2 separate regions of the Homo sapiens genome follow, and region 2 is linked to region 1. Evidence: chromatin loops called from intact Hi-C (ENCODE). Cell type or tissue: prostate gland. All regions are shown on one strand.

The links. A loop is a pair of places that touch in the nucleus more often than their neighbours do. Peaks named below come from ENCODE experiments on the same cell type or tissue, not always from the same donor. Only the 100,000 strongest peaks of a DNase experiment are listed, where the experiment ranks them.
Region 2: a loop joins it to region 1, with 2.0 times the contacts of the local background. A loop is called at or near these places in 39 of 110 quality-filtered maps.

What each region holds. Positions count from the first base shown.
Region 1 is chr17:55,347,820-55,350,319 of GRCh38, forward strand. No RefSeq gene overlaps it. Among named protein-coding and RNA genes, the nearest start is that of MMD, 73 kb to the right of the region's middle. In prostate gland, a CTCF peak has its summit at 1,160; a DNase peak (open chromatin) is centred at 1,122.
Region 2 is chr17:55,055,520-55,058,019 of GRCh38, forward strand. The region is part of intron 12 of STXBP4 (syntaxin binding protein 4); the gene reads left to right. Among named protein-coding and RNA genes, the nearest start is that of STXBP4, 88 kb to the left of the region's middle. In prostate gland, no CTCF peak of the experiment used is centred here; a DNase peak (open chromatin) is centred at 1,212.

The DNA.
Region 1 (2,500 bases):
ACTCACTCTTTCCTCTGTGCTGTAGATGAGAACAGCTAACATTTATATATCTATTGTGTATCCACCATGTGCTATAGTCTCTTAAGTCTCAGAACTAGGAATAGCTGGGTTTCTTCTTCAGAACTCCTCTGCATTTATCTTGGCACTATGAATCATCTAACGAACCATATTTCCCTTCTTTATTGCCTTGGATGCTAAGAAGCTCAAAGCCAAATTTGTGACCTAATCTTATGATGTTATCTAAGAGCCTAGTGTTATCTCTGACTTTTTCTTATTTTTCCTGCCTTTGCTTTTTCTACACGCTAATTCTATTATTTGCTTTAATGAAAGCCATTGGGCTGTTTCTGTTTGTTTGTTTGTGGTAGGTAAGCACAAATCCTGTTTGAAATGGGTCATAATACAAATAAAAAGTAAAAGGTATCGCATATGTGTCTCTGCATATTCATACTAATCTTGCACTGTTGAGGCAAGTGGGGCTCAGAAAGGTTACATAACTTATTTAAGATCATGCAATTTTTAAGTCGAAGAGCTAGGAGTCAAATCTGTTTTCATCTGACTTCAAAGCTCAGGCTCTTGTTAGTATAATTGCTTACACTTAGTAAGCACTTACTGTGTGCCAGGTTTTGTGTTGAGTATCCTATGTATGTTATCTCATTTAACCTCACAGCAATCCTATGAAGCAGCTACTGTTATTACAACCATTTCATAGATGAAGAAAGTGAGATTTAGAGAGGCCAAATAATTTGTCCAAGGTCACCCACCTAATGCTAACATTGAGATTCAAACCTACAGGGCCTGACCTTTAAGTCTCTACACTCTTATAGTGGGGGTAAATGTACAAAAAACCAGATTCTTAATTAAGGGTTGTTTGACTTCTTTTGAATGCCCAGCTGCATAGTTATATCACAAAGCCTTATCATCTGAAAAATCCTATTGGAGAAATGGGTGTCTGGCTAGAAATAGGTATTTCTGGGTTTCACAGTTCTTCATGGAGCAGATGGATTAGAAACACAAAGTCTGTGTGCAACACTGGATTTTAAATGCCAGCCTGAGTACTAAGAGAGAGGAAGATTACCTAGCGCCCGAAGAGTGGAAATAAAAGCCATAGGGAAGGGCGGCACTGCTCACGGGCGCCATCTGGTAGTAAAGATGGGAAATTGCTCTGAGAAAAAAATGGACGTGCGAAATGAAATTCCCCTCCTGGGCCTCTTGCATGTTGAGTCCTTGAGGTATAACTTTTTCCTTCATACAAATCCTGCAAGAGAGATATTATTATCCTTATTTTATCAATGAGGAACTTAAAACTCAAAGATATCAAGTAACTTGCCAAGGGATTTGACTACAGTCTACTTAGCCTCCCCAAATCTTTATTTCCATTATACTGTGCAAACTCTCAAAAGTCGTATTTCTGGGTAGCTCCTGCCTTCTTTTACCCCTCAGGATTGGAATCACAGATGCTCCACGCTTCATTGGAACCGTCCTGAGACAGACAGGAAACATGTCAGCAGTGGGTCTCAATAGGGTTAGTGCCCTCTGTTCCAGCATAGTTGGCCTAGTTCACTGGGCAGGACTCCTGTCTTAGGCACTGGATCTGAAGCTCCAGCTCTGAATTTCAGTCACCTTGGCTGGGCTTTATTATCCTACAGCATGCTCACCCAATTCCCTCTCCTGGGGGGTGGGGAGCGCTAGATCCTCCCTACTCCATCCACTAGTTACTGACTGGGTGCTGTCATGATTACAAAAATAGCCAGCCCTGAACCACCCCATATCCCTGTGAGTGTGGTTTGGAACTCCAATGTGGTTGATTTTCCACATCTCACCAACAGCTATCTGTTAGCTGCCCAGGGTGCCCATATTGGAACCCACCAGTGTAGCTGGTTTTCTCCCAGACTATGTTCTTCCTGGCCGTTCCTTCACCAGGGACAAGATTGCTAAGGTTGCAAATTGAATTCTCACACAATTACTATTGCCCTTTGAGAAATGTGTGGGGAAATGAAAGAGAGCCTAGAAAATTGAGGATAGAAAGATGTCTGCCCCACTTTTCAAAAACAATGATGGATCCCTGATACTTCAGTTAGTATAATATTTTGTAGAAGCAAATGATGTGTGAAGAGTAAAGAAATAGTAAACAGTAAGAGTTGGGAAAATTCACTATGAATAAATCATTAGAAACCAACTTTCCTTTTTAGAAAAAGTTGTCTTACTGGTAAGATTTTGTCATGTTAGAGATACAATTTGAAAATAGACACATATTTCAAAACAAGTTAATGGAACAAATGTGCCCCTGGAGGGGATATCCAGTAGAGGAGGAATTCGAGATCAGCCTGGCCAACATGGTAAAACCCTGTCTCTACTAAAAATACAAAAATTAGCTGGGAACGGTAGTGTGAGCCCGTAGTCTTAGCTACTTCGGAGGCTGAGGCACAAGAATCACTTGAGCCTGGGAGGCAGAGACTGCAGTGAGCCAAGATCACACCACTGCAATCCCACCTGAGTGAAA
Region 2 (2,500 bases), 290 kb before region 1:
ATACTGTCTAATCTGAACAAAGCAGCCAGAAATATTGTTTTAAAACTGCACTTAGAACTCTCCAGGACTTTCCATCTCAGTCAAAGTAAGGCAGAAATGCTGCAAGTAGAAACCTCCAAGTAACTGTTAAAGCCTATGAGGGCCTACATGACCTGCTGTCCTTTCCCCATCCTAACACTCCTTTTAAAGTACCTCAGCTCTTTCCACACTTCTCCCCTCCACCCCTTTACTCATTCTCCAGCTCATCTGGTCTCTTTGCACCATCTTTCCTCTGACCCTTACTGTGTGTGGAGGAGTTTCTTTTAGTATAACTATTACTATCTTACATCTTAAATAATTTACTTATGTTTTGCTCTTTATCTGTGTCCCCCAACTGGAGGGTAAGCTTCATGAAGACAGCTATCTTGGATTTGTTCTCTGATTTATCTTACAACAATAGCTGTTATTAGGTACTCAAACATTTGGTGAATGGATAAAGGGATAAATGGAGGATATACTTTAAGGTTAAACTGACAGCAAGTTGGGAAGTAACCGAAGATCAGATAAAAGGCTGTTGTAATAGTCTAGAACAGCAATGTCCCTTAGAAATATAATGAAAGCCACAATATATTGCTATATTTTCTAAGAGCTACATTTTTAAAAAAGGAAAAAGAAACAGGTAACGTTAATTTTAATATATTTTATTTAGTTGGATTTATCTAAAATATTACTTTAGCATGCAGTAATATTTTTAAAATTCATTATGAGATATTTTTACTTTTTTATACTGTATCTTTGAAATCTAGTGTTTTTAAAATTTAGAGCACATCTCAATTTTTACACTGAATTTTCATTGGAAATACTGGATCTGTGCTTAGATTTAATAAAATTTACAGTTGAAAAAGTAAATTCACATACTCAAATTGTTCCAAACTTATTTTAAAAGTTTCTAATGACTGAATTGAATACCAAAAATCTTTTTCTTTTAATGTTTACATCCACACTAACAAAACTATTTTATTTTCTAAGAAGAATTTGTTTTTAAGCAAGATCTTTTCAAAGCTACATCTGTTAAGTACCGTCACTAATTCTTGTCAGCTCAGTATTATTAGCATAAAATTCAAGCCTGTGAGATGGAGGCTGCAGTGAATTATGATCATGCCGCTGCACTCCAGCCTGGGCAACAGAGGAAGAACCTGTCTCAAAAACAAACAAAAAAACTGGCCAAGCCCAGTGGCTAATGCCTGTAATCTCAAAACTTTGGGAGATCTGCCAAGGCAGGCAGATCGCTTGAGCCCAGCAGTTCCATTCCAGCCTGGGCAGCATGGAGAACCCCCGACTCTACAAAAAATATTAGCATCAAATTCAAGGAGTATTACAAATAACAAAAGCAACTCTAAATTTAGCAGTATGAAGAAAGCATACTTCAAAATTTTTTCAGTTTTCATAGCCAATTTATGTAACACTATCAATAATTAAGATCTGCATATTAGCTTATAGTAGAAAAATAGGTAAAGTCATTATTTTTTATTTATATTATGAAAAAGTTCAATTTCACTATAAACTCTTATACTTATCTAGCTTCATAAACTTTCCTTTTCCTTGTAGTTTGTAGTTTAACTCATTTACATGCACTGATATTAGTGAGAAAATGTAAATCACACTGCCATTTTCTTTTGTCTGGTTACTGAATAATAGATGCACCTTCCTTTTGTTTAAGAAAACCTTTAATTGGAGTTAAAAGTACAGAAAATCTTCGTAAATCTCTTTCATAACTCAGCCAAGAAGTATTGGCAAATAACATAGCATCAGAAAATGTATTGTCCTCCTTTTTTCTTTTAACAGTTTTATAAACTACTGATGACTCAATTTACGTGCGTATACTAAACAGTGTTAGCAACTGTATCTATGATGCTTTTCATAAAATCAGCTTGAGAAAACTAAGCACAAATATTTTCAATATGTATCATACAGTGGAATAAAACAATAAAGCAGCCTCTTTCTTCTTTGAAAATGTCAATACATTCAAATTTGGTTGTTGTTGTTGTTTCTAATTTTACTTTGAGTTCTGGGATACATGTGCAGAACGTGCAGGTTTATTACATAGGTATACATATCCCATGGTGGTTTGCTGCACCTATCAACCCGACATCTAGGTTTTAAGCCTTGCATGCAGTAGGTATTATCTTTATGCTCTCCCTCCCCTTGCTCCACCGCCCGACAGGCCCCAGTGTGTGATGTTCCCCTCCCTGTGTACATGTGTTCTCATTGTTCAACTCTCACTTAAGAGTGAGAATATGCAGTATTTGGTTTTCTGTTCCTGTGTTAGTTTGCTGAGAATGATGGTTTCCAGCTTCATCCATGTATCTGCAAAGGACATGAAGTCTTTTCTTTTTTATGGCTGCATAGAATTCCATGATGTATATATGCCACATTTTCTTCATCCAGTCTATCATTGATGGGCATTTGGGTTGGTTCCAAGTCTTTGCCATTGTGAACAGTGCCACAATAAACGTACTTG